3 separate regions of the Homo sapiens genome follow, and regions 2 and 3 are each linked to region 1. Evidence: chromatin contacts called from ENCODE Hi-C or POLR2A ChIA-PET data. All regions are on one chromosome and are shown on one strand. The core of a region is the stretch at or near the end of the contact, and the rest is flanking DNA. Distances in the headings are between cores, read along the strand shown. Region 1 holds the start of GIT2 (GIT ArfGAP 2). Region 2 holds the start of PTPN11 (protein tyrosine phosphatase non-receptor type 11). Region 3 holds the start of ERP29 (endoplasmic reticulum protein 29).

Evidence for each region. Hi-C counts contacts between places; a loop is a spot of excess contacts on that map. ChIA-PET counts read pairs that join two places held with the same protein, here RNA polymerase II (POLR2A). Pooled maps may share reads with other maps.
Region 2: a map of OCI-LY7 shows a loop between it and region 1 (10-fold over the local background). The contact joins the promoter of PTPN11 here to the promoter of GIT2 in region 1. A Hi-C loop is called at or near these places in 1 of 168 maps with a recorded cell type or tissue (OCI-LY7) and 9 of 50 pooled maps. POLR2A ChIA-PET finds 5 or more read pairs at or near these places in 1 of 52 experiments (activated CD8-positive, alpha-beta memory T cell).
Region 3: a loop to region 1 is called in a map of CD8-positive, alpha-beta T cell, with 4 times the contacts of the local background. The contact joins the promoter of ERP29 here to the promoter of GIT2 in region 1. A Hi-C loop is called at or near these places in 1 of 168 maps with a recorded cell type or tissue (CD8-positive, alpha-beta T cell), 1 of 37 single-sample maps with no recorded cell type and 10 of 50 pooled maps. POLR2A ChIA-PET finds 5 or more read pairs at or near these places in 1 of 52 experiments (MCF 10A).

What each region holds. Positions count from the first base shown.
Region 1 is chr12:109,994,455-109,998,118 of GRCh38, reverse strand. It overlaps GIT2 (GIT ArfGAP 2), which reads left to right and starts at 1,751. Exons shown (of 20, transcript NM_057169.5): 1 at 1,751-1,946. The coding sequence starts at 1,895. RefSeq lists enhancers at 1,581-1,740, 2,431-2,480 and a silencer at 2,011-2,100.
Region 2 is chr12:112,417,359-112,421,022 of GRCh38, reverse strand. It overlaps PTPN11 (protein tyrosine phosphatase non-receptor type 11), which reads right to left and starts at 2,076. Exons shown (of 16, transcript NM_002834.5): 1 at 1,898-2,076. The coding sequence starts at 1,911. It also overlaps a transcript of RPL6 not described here. RefSeq lists silencers at 1,569-2,138, 1,850-2,201 and enhancers at 1,575-2,222, 2,189-2,448, 2,223-2,870, 2,871-3,519.
Region 3 is chr12:112,011,866-112,015,529 of GRCh38, reverse strand. ERP29 (endoplasmic reticulum protein 29) reads right to left here and starts at 2,104. Exons shown (of 3, transcript NM_006817.4): 1 at 1,921-2,104. The coding sequence starts at 2,064. TMEM116 (transmembrane protein 116) reads left to right here and starts at 2,365. Exons shown (of 11, transcript NM_001193531.2): 1 at 2,365-2,528. RefSeq lists enhancers at 631-770, 2,441-2,630, 2,501-3,389 and silencers at 1,771-1,860, 2,201-2,280.

The DNA.
Region 1 (3,664 bases), core at 502-3,001:
CAACTTAACGTTCTCCTTCTTCTTCATCATGCCGTGTTTATTGAAAATCTCCCTATCTCATTAATCAGAAAACCCCATAATGACAGGAACCACATCGTTTTGCTTACCAGAGTATCTAAAACCAAAATAGTACCTGGCTAACAACAGGCATTCAATATTTGCTGAATGGAGATCATAGCTGTGTTTATATGTAAGACAGACAATAAGTAGTCATTGGTATTAGGGTCACATCTCCTTTCTCCTTCACACTGATTTACCTCATTTCATTGTGTTTATCTCACACCATTTTGTAAATTATCCCATGTTAGCTATTGTTATTCTCAAATTCCACGCATATGAAGAAAAACAGTAATTAGAAAATAATAGCAATATCCATAATTATGGGAGCTACTATTTACTGAGGGGTTACTATCCAGCAGGTGTATCACATTTTTCCCATAATTTATTCCATCTGTCCTTAGCCAAAATGAATGTTTAACTTTGCTGGTCACATACAAGTTTTGTCGCATATTCTTCTTCCTCTTTTTCTTTATTTCCCTCTCTCTCTTCTTCATTTTCATCTCGCAACCCTTTAAAAATGTAAAAATCATTCTTAAGTAGCAAGCCATACAAAAACAAATCGTGGACTAGAAGTAAACAATGCATTATCTTAATTTTGAACATGAGATTAAAACTGAAGCCTAAGGAATCATCTAATATATTCTTTTTTGTTATTTTTGTTGTTGTTGTTGAAGTTGTTTTTGAGACAGTCTCGCTCTGTCCCCCAGGCTGGAGTGCAGTGACGCGATCTCTGCTCACTGCAACGTCCACCTCCCAGGCTCAAGCGATTCTCATGCCTCAGCCTCCTGAGTATCTAGGATTACAGGCATGCGCCACCACGCCCGGCTAATTTTTTTTTTTTTTTTTTTTTTTTTGAGACGGAGTCTCACTCTGTCGCCCATGCTGGAGTGCAATGGCGTGATCTCAGCTCACTGCAACCTCCACCCCCTGGGTTCAAGCTCCTGCCTCAGCCTCCCAAGTAACTGAGATTACAGGCTCCTGCCACTGTGCCCGGCTAATTTTTGTATTTTTAGTAGAGACGGGGTTTCACCATGTTGGCCAGGCTGGTCTTGAACTCCTGACCTCGTGATCCACCCGCCTCGGCCTCCCAAAGTGCTGGGATTACAGGCGTGAGCCACCGCGCCCGGCCAATTTTTGTATTTTTAGTAGAGATGGGGTTTCACCATGTTGCCCAGGCTGGTCTCGAACTCCTGCCTCAAGTGATCCTCCTGCCTCAGCCTTCCAAAGAGTTGAGATTACAAGAGTGAGCCACCACGCCCAGCCTGGAATCATATAATATATTCTTATTTTACTTTACCCCAGTAAAATGCAAGCTTCATAAGGACTAGAAATTCAGTCTTTGCTCACTGCTGTTTCTCCAGTGGCTGGGACAGTATATAAAGCATGGTAAGTGCTTGATAAACATTTGTTGAATCAAGGAATGAATGAATGAACTTGACCATTGATTGCCTCAGGAAGGTTGTGGCTGCAGGGTTCTCATCACAAGATATTGCTACTTCCCCTGGTATTAATCAGTTGGGACGAGGGGAATCTCTGCCAGAGAAGAAGACCCAAATTCAATATTTAAAGGTAGGACAGATGATACTCGGGCAGTCTCCTGCCCTCACTCAAGATGGCGACAAGGCAGAGTGCCCTTTCCGGTCACATGACCTGACACTCGCCGAAGGGCACCTCCCCGCGCGTGCGTGCTGTGCCAAGGCTGCAAGGCGCTGAGGGGAGAGGCGCCGCCGTCAGCGCCGCCGCAGCTGGGACCCGTTAGAGCGGAAGCGCCGCCGCCACCGCCGCCTTTGCTGTCCCCCGGCCTCTAGTTCCCCGCAGGTGGGAGGTGGGAGCCATGTCGAAACGGCTCCGGAGCAGCGAGGTGTGCGCTGACTGCAGCGGGCCGGGTGAGTCGCACCGGCCGGGCCCGCTCCCCTCTGCTTTCCTGGCCCGGACCCCTACCCCGGGGCCGCCCCCTCAGGTCAGGCTGCATCCCGCGGCTAGGGTCGCAACGAAGAGGTCCCTGGGCGGCCTTGGGGTGGGAACCGTCCCGGGCCTGTCAGAGCCGGGCGGGCAGGGGGCCGCCGCCCTCCCCGTCCCTCGCGGCCCTCCCTTCCCTCTCGTTCCCTCCCGTTCCCTCCGTCCTAGGCCAACTGGGGAGGTGACGGGGGCCAGGGCTGCTCCCCCAACAGGAAGGGGCTTGGGCAATCCACAGGAAAGCCAATTACAGAAGTAAAATGTGAGCGTCCTCCCGGCTGCAGCCTCCAGAGGCTGCAGGTGTCACCTCCCACTAGACCCTTTCTCCGCCTGGGTGTCCTGCCCGGGGAGGATGACACTCCCTGAGACTCGCCAGAGGGTCCCCGTAGATGACTTCCCCGCTGCTGACATCCGACAGCTACTCTGCCCGGGAGAATTGCCAGGAGATCGGGGTCTTCCAAACACAACCAGCACTTAGGAGGCAGTGCTTGTCTCAAGTTTGAGGATCTGAACGGCCTGGGTTCAAACTAGATTTTGCTTCTGGCTGACCTTGGGCTGGTGACTTCACTTGGTCACTTGCTTGATTTCCTCATTTTTTTCAATGAGGATAATCGGGAGTATCACGCTTAGTGGTGAGGAAGATTCAATGAATACTCGTAGAATCATATCATCTAAGGCTTTTCTTTTTTGCATTATGCTGTCTACAGTAGAACTCTTGTAGTCCCTTAAAGCTATATTTGACTATCTAAATCATACGTTGATTACAACGGAAACAAACGCAAAATCACCAGCAATATAGGGGCATTGAAACGCTAAAGCCATTCCTTCATAATGATGCATAACTGTTCATACATAATATTCACATTTAGAGATCAAGTGTGTCTTAGCAATTGCAACTGAATTGTCAGGTCTCTGGATAGATTATTACATGCTGTTTTAGGTGCTTGGATGTATTGGCTTTGAGTTAATTCGAAGGTAACATGGCTTTCTTGGCACAATAGTGTCCGATAAACAATCTTAATTAAATCATTGAACACCACTGGCTTTGCAACTGTTCTGATCTTAAGCTTGTCATTTGGAAGTGGAGACCAATTGTAAATAGAACTGTGATAACTCAAACCTCATGTGGTTGTTTTATGGCCCGTACAGTGCAGGTGTTACCAGTTTCCTTTGAAGATAGGGAGGGGGTATGGAGGAGTTTAAAAAGAAGTGTTTTCTAAACCAAGTTAGTGTGAGTTATACAAACTCCATCATTTTCTCTAAAAATGTTATTTGTTCCACTTCCTTATTTTCTTGCCTATTTTCAGTTGAACTTACCGTGATGTATTTGATTCACATGTGTCTAGCTTCTAACTTCCTCTTGGAATGCATATTGTTTTGCTTCTTGATAGGGTACAGGGCAAAGCAAAATTGTTCCTCCATTGCCATCCTAAATATACTTTTGCAGCATTTTGTGCATTTCAGAACATTTTCTCTTCCATTGTATCGCTTTAGTTGTTGTCTCATACGCCTAATCTGCAGAGACTTGAGTCACTTCCTTCCTGTTTTGAATATAATTAGGCTACCTTGAAATATTCTGTGAAATTGAGCAGCTGGGAATTTGTGCTGCCTTTTCTGCACAGCCCTACTGAGAGAATTACCTGTAGGG
Region 2 (3,664 bases), core at 827-3,326, 2.4 Mb before region 1:
GGTCTATTACTACCCAGACCTTTTCCCAACCCCCAGCCCCGTCTGATGTCTCCTAAAGCAGCAGATCCTTACTTGTCTGGAAGAGCAGACACCAGGAACAAAAGGCTCAATGACTATTTGACAGATTAAAGAATAGACAACTGTTTATTTAAAAGCTCCCTAAAGAATTAGAACATTTGAGGCTATACACTGTTCTGTTGAAATGCAGTTATATATTACCCAGATCTGTAAGCACTTGCCAACCGACCTGTCCAAGTCACTCACTTCCTACGAGTTCTCAGTTTTCTTTTTCTCCCCTTTTTAAATTCCAGATCCATGTATGAATAACATGCCAGGTGTGTTTGGAGGAGACATTCCTAATATTTTGAAAAATCTCATTCAGGCTGGGTACGGTGGCTCACGCCTGTAATTCCAGCACTTTGGGAGGCCAAGGCGGGCGGATCACGAGGTCAGGAGTTTGAGACCAGCCTGGCCAACATAGTGAAACCCTGTCTCTACTAAAAATACAAAAATTAGCCGGGCATAGTGGTGCGCCTGTAGTCCTAGTTACTTGGGAGGCTGAGGCAGGAGAATCGCTTGAACCTAGGAGGCGGAGATTGTGGTGAGCCGAGATTGCGCCACTGCACTCCAGCCTGGGCAACAGAGTGAGCCTCCGTCTCCAAAAAAAAAAAGAAAAAAAGAAAAGAAAATCTCATTCAAATAGCCTCAATAGCTTGAATCGTTTTTTAAATGTCTGAGACAGTGACCATAATTGAACAATCATGGAAAAGAATAGACAATGGGTCTTAAGTGTGAGTGGTATATAGAGTGACTATACAAAATAGCAGGATCACTATCTGAAAACAACAGGTCACACTACTGTTTGACAACAAAATTAAGGCTTACAAATGGTTAGCAATAGTTACAAAATAATAGAAGCAACATAGTGATTAAAAGTAGGGATTCTGTCTCCACCACCTACTAGCTGTGAGGTTAGGCAATTTACTTAACCTCTGAAACTCGGTTTACTCATCTTTACAATGGGGATAATAGTAGCCATCTGATAGGGCTGTGGTCAGAACTAAGCAAATGTTAGCTATTAGTAGTAGTATTACCCTGACCTTTCAAAGGATCTCATTAACTCACTAATCCTCCTAAGTTTCAAATCTTGTCATTTACTAGCATGTTGCTTCTGGGCCTCGGTTTCCTCATCCATAAAACGGGTACCAGTAAAGTGACCTGACTGTTAAGGTTGCAGTGAAGGATTAAATAACGAGATGCGGCTCCCTTCCTTTCCATCTCCCAAAGCGAAGATCGCAGAGGAAGGAAATACTTCTAGTGGCTGCAGATACAGTCAGTTTTTCCATTTCTGGCACGTGAGGGGTAGGAGGAAAAGAAGACACAAAGAGGCATATAAAAGGGTCAGGGGTCCTGCGTGAAGTCCCCAAATGCACGAAAGTGGCACAGTGAGCCAGAACGACTAGACCACTGGGGGCCCGGCCCCGCGCAACTCCCCTCTCGTGTCCCAAGGAGCCTCCCCAAGTGAGCAGGGTTATTTCGGAATCACCATGAGGCAATTCTCATGAGGCAATGGGTCAGGAATGCGGCGCTGAGCCTGGCCGCTGGCACCCGTGGTTCCCTCGGCGGCTCTACCTGCCCCGGGCCTGACGGGCATCCCCGGGGCTGCCGCAGCCGGAACTCGGGGAGGCAGGAAATGAATGGGGACCCGAGGGGTGGGGGCGCGGTGGGGCCGGCCCCCGGCCCCTGGAGGGCGAGGGGACGAGGAGGGAACCGGCCCCCAACCCCGACCCGGGGCGGGAGCCCGAAGCCCGGCCGGGGCGCCCCCTTCCGGACGGGGCTAACCGAACGCGGCGGTGGCCGGGCCGAGGCCCGCGCCGGGCCCCTCGGGGCTCCTCACCTCCGCGATGTCATGTTCCTCCCGCCCTCCGGCTCCGCGACGGACCCGCTCCTTGCTCAGGCTCCGCTGGGCTCGGTCACATCGGGCTGGCCCGAGGGAGGCCCGCTCGGGACCGGACGCGGGGCAGAGCCAGCCGGCCGCGCACAGACCCCCCTCCAGGCCTGGGGATCCCGGAGACTGTGCAGCTGCCCCCCGGCCCGGCTCGCTCCTCCTCCGCCCCCGCCCTTCGCCGCCGTCGCCCCCGTGATGTCACCGCTCGCGACGCCCGCCGCCACTTCCTGCTTCCCGTCAGCGGAGGACCGAGCGACGGCCGGGAATGGCAGCGCGGGGGCTCCGCGGAGGCGCCACGCACAGTGTCCAAAGCATCCTTGCTTCCTCCTGGAAACCGCGGCCGCCAGGTGTGAGCTGCGCGCTCCGCGTCTACGCCACCGACCCGTCCGGGCCCGCTGCCACATCGATTTCATTCATTTCGTTCCACAAATCGCCGCTCCACTCATTAGCTGTGGAACCTTGGGGAAATTACCTACTGTCTCCGAGCCTCGGTTTCCTCCATTCTTTTCTTTCTGTAAGATAAAGATAGTAGGCTGGGCGCGGTGGTTCACGCCCGTAATCCCAACACTTTGGGAGGCTGCGGCAAGAGGTTCGCTTAAGCCAAGGAGTTCGAGGCCAGCCTGGGCAAAAAAGCAAGACCTCATCTCTACAAAAAATGCAAAAAACTAACCGGGCGTGGAGGCTGCGGCGGGAAGATAACTTAAGCCCGAGAAGTCGGGGCTGCAGTGAGTCGTGATCACGCCACTGCACTACACCCTGAGCGACAGGGCAAGACACTGCCTAAAAAAATAATAATAGGCTGGGCGCGGTGGCTCACGCCTGTAATCCCAGCACTTTGGGAGGCCGAGGTGGGCGGATCACGAGGTCAAGAGATCGAGACCATCCTGGCCAACATGGTGAAACCCCGTCTCCACTAAAAATTCAAGAATTAGCCTGGCGTGGTGGGGGGCGCCTGTAGTCCCAGCTGCTTGGGAGTCTGAAGCAGGAGAATCGCTTGAACCCGGGAGGCAGAGGTTGCATTGAGCCGAGATCGCGCCACTGCACTCCAGCCTGGCAATAGAGCGAGACTCCGTCTCAAAATAATAATAATAATTACAATAAATACTACTTTGGGGTGGGAGCGGTGGCACACGCCTGAAATCCCAGCACTTCCCTTTGGGAGGCTGAGGCGGGCGAATCGCTTGAGTCCAGGAGTTGGGAACCAGCCCGGGCAAAATAGTGAAATCCCATCTCTACAAAAAATACAAAAATTAGCCGGGCGTGGTGGCGCGCGCCTGTAGTCCCAGCTACTCGGGAGGCTGAGGTGAGAGGATTGCTTGAGCCTGGAAGGTCGAGGCTGCTGAAAGCCGAGATCGCGCCACTGCACTCAGGCCAGGTATGGTGGCTCACGCCTTCATCCCAGAACTTTGGGAGGCTGAGGCAGGAGGATTGCTTGAGCCTAGGAGTTCAAGACCAGCCTGGGCAACATGGTGCGACCATGTCTCTTAAAAAAAAAAAAAAAAAAAAAAAAAAAAGCCGGGCCGGGTGGTACGGAAGTATTACTTTGGACACTCTGTGAAGCTCGAGCAAGAGAGCAAGGCCAGAAACAGAGAAGCCAGTCAAAATACGGAATACTATAGTATTCTGGTCTGGGAATAATGGTAGCTCAGACCAGATTGAGAAGAGTAGAGCTTTTACTTGATTGATGCGCATATGACTCATTGAAGGCTACAGATC
Region 3 (3,664 bases), core at 855-3,354, 2.0 Mb before region 1:
GACAACCAATCAGCCACACCTACACCATTTTTTTTTTTTTTGAGACAGAGTTTTGCTCTTGTTGCCCAGGCTGGAGTGTCATGGCATGATGACGGCTTACTGCAACCTCCACCTCCCAGGTTCAAGCAATTCTCCTGCCTCAGCCTCCCGAGTAGCTGGGATTACAGGCACCCGCCACCACGCCCAGCTAATTTTTGTATTTTTAGTAGAGACAGGGTTTCACCATGTTGGCCAGGCTGGTCTCCAACTCCTGACCTCAGGTGATCTACCTGCCTCAGCCTCCCAAAGTGCCGGGATTACAAGCATGAGCCACCGCACCCAGCCCACACTTTTTTTTTTTTTTTTGAGACGGAGTATTTGCTCTGTCGCCCAGGCTGGAGTGCAGTGGCGTGATCTTGGCTCACCGCAACCTCCGCCTCCTGGGTTCAAGCAATTCTCCTGTCTAAGCCTCCCGAGGAGCTGGGACTACAGGTGTCCACCACCACGCCCAGCTAATTTTTGTATTTTTAGTAGGGACGGGGTTTCACCTTGTTGGTCAGGCTGGTCTCAAACTCCTGACCTCAGGTGATCTACCCGCCTCAGCCTCCCAAAGTGCTGGGATTACAGGCGTGAGCCACTAAGCCCGGCCTACACTTTTAAATTCTTGAAACTTTGCCTTGAATGAGCTGCAAGTGCCAAATCCACGACAGGGAACGCTTGAAAATAGGAGACTTCAACCACTGGAGACAACTACTTCTTGGTTTCACTTCCCCACAATGAGTACAAAACCTGAAAATGAAATGACTGGCTCTCTCGCAACACTAAGCTTGCCCATCTCCTAGAGGAAGTTAAAAGCTGCTCGTGGGTGAAGACAGGTGCAAGAGGAGGGGACTGGGACTGCGGTGTTGCATTCAGCCACCATTTCCAACCGTCCATTTACTCAGGCCAGGATCCCTAATTCTGCAAAAATGGAAGGGGGGAAAGGCGGAGGTAGTGGCAAATTCTTCCATGCCTTGACCCAATTTTACTGATTTTGTTGCCAACCCCAAGATGTTTCCTACAACAGCTATCCCCAACCTTTTTGGCACCAAGAACTGGTTTCATGGAAGACAACTTTTCCACGGGGTTGGGTGGTTTCGACATGAACCTGTTTCGCCTCAGATCATCAGGCATTAGATTCTGATAAGAAGCACACAACCTGGATCCCTCACATGCGTAGTTCACAATAAAGGTCGTGCTCCTATGAGAATGTAATGCCGCAGCTGATGTAACAGGAGGCGGAGCTCAGGCTGTAGTGCTAGCTCGCCTGCCGCTCACCTCCTGCTGTGCGGCCCGGTTTCTAACAGGCCACCGACGGGCCTGGTGGTTGGGGACCCCTGCTTTACAGGGTGGCTGAACTGAAGCTTATTCTTCACGCTTGCACTATTCAAGATGTATGATATCTGATCATTGTTTGCACACTGCAAAGCAGGCTGCAATCCAACCCTGGGAAGAGGGGCGCGGACACGCAGGCTAACGCGCCTGCATTTCCCCCCGCCAACCCCTCCCAGCTTCCACAGCCGGGAGCCCGGTGGCGTCGACCTCGCACCGCCCTCCGGTTCTCCCACTTGGGACTCGAGGGTTGGATCTCGCCAGGCACCGCCCTCTCCCCACAGGTGAAGGGAAGGGGCACCCAGTTCCCTCGGCTGCATCTTTGCAAGGGTGGATGCAAGTATAAATGCTGCAAAAGCAAGGGTGCGCCGGGGCCCTGAAGCGTGCATGCCCGGTGGTCATAACATTCTCCGCTCAGAGTCCACTAGGCCTGTAGGACGCCGGGAAGCTCTGGGACCGTTGCTACAGACCACCTCCCGTCAGCTCCCGGAATCCAGCGTCTCCCCACGGGCGCGCGCTCTTCCGGGCGCCCCGGCGGCACCTGCGCGCGACGTCCCCCGCCCCGGTTACCTTGTAGAAAGTGACCGTATCCAGGGGAAGGGCGCCCTTGGTGTGCAGGCCGCTGCCGCCATGCGGAGCGGAGAGGAGCAGGAAGCCCAGGAGAAGGGGAAGCAGCGGGGAGAGAAATGCGGCGCGGGGCACAGCGGCAGCCATATCGCCGGGTTCCTGCAGAGGGAGGTAGGTAAGCGATAGTGGAGAACGCCCCGAGTCAGCGGTCACGTGACTGGGGGGGCGGACTCACGCGCGCTCACGTGGACACCCCAGGAGGCTCCCATCTGTCTAGGGTGAGAGGGTGGGGCCACGTGAGGGGCGGGGCGAGGGAGGGGAAGCTGCTGCGCACGCGTACTCGGCGAAGCTCGCGTAGGGCCTGGGTAAAAGGGCGGGGCCACGTTGCGGGCGGGAAAATGGGCTCCTGCGCGCGCGCACTCGCCGAGTCTTCCGGCGGGTCCGCCCAGTTCCGTTCCTGCTCCGCTTGAGGAGAAGCGCCAAGTGCGCATGGGGACGCTATAGCAATTCGTTTGCTGTCCTTCCTCTCCTTCGAAGATGACAAGGCCTACCATCGTTTCTTCCTGCCTTTGGGCCGTCAGGCAGTTGGTTGGGACCCGCTCCAACCCTCGGTCAGTCTATTAGTCAAGTTCAGCCGTTATTCTCAGTCAGGCTCCGTCACCACCCTGACCCAGGCGGGCAGTGGCTCCGCGGCTTCCCTGAGCTTTTTGGCCAGGCTTGGCGGTCAGTGTGGCAAGCAGGGCCCTCTTAGGCCCGATCTGAGGTGAGCGCCTCCCCTGGGAGACGCCAGGCTCCTGGGATCCGCCCAGCCAAGGCCCACCCTCCAGGAACCCCAGACGCAATTCTAATCATTCTGTTCCGCAGGTAGTCACTCGGTCCCTGGCTTGTGCCAGACTCTGGCTTTGCCTGCGGGGCTACGGAATAAGCAGAAACAAGACCGTTGTGTGCTGAAGGCACGCACTTTGTTGGGGGAGGAGGCGGCATAGGAATAATGATCTAAACAGTGCAGTGTAATTGCTGTAAAATATTATTCCGGCTGGGCGCGTTGACTCACGTCTGTAATCCCAGCACTTTGGGAGGCCGAGGCAGGTGGATTACCTGAGGTCAGGAGTTCGAGACCAGCCTGGCCAACATGGTGAAACCCCGTTTCTACTAAAAATCAGGCGAGTGTGGTGGTGCGTGCCTGTAATCCCAGCTACTCAAGAGGCTGAGGCAGGAGAATTGCATGAACCCAGGAGGCGGAAGTTGGGGTGAGCCGAGATTTCGCCATTGCACTTCAGCCTAGGTGACAGAGCGAGACTCAGTCTCAAAAAGAAAAAAAAAGACCGTATTTTCTTATTGTAAAGAGACAGAGATTCAGCCATCCCTGCTCAGGAGCATCAGAGGAAGTTGTAGACAGGAGGTGACTTTTGAGCTGGACCTTGAAATAAGAGGGGGCGTGCATGAGGCAAAGAGAAACAGGGCATTTCTAACAATGGGAAAATTATGCACAGGCATGTTGGGGAACTGGTTGAGATGAATCTATGTAAAGGCGAACTGGCGCAACAGCTGCTGCCGCTCTTTTTTATTTTGATTGATTATTACTGAGCTTCCATGGGGCGGATTCGAAAGGGTCTCACCAAGCTAAAGGGTTTGGAGTCACCAGAAGTTTTAACTAGGAGAGTGAGGTTAGATTTGTGTGTAGAAACAGCACCCAGGTCAGCCTGGGCAACGTAATGAAACCTCGTCTCTACAATAAGTAGAAAAA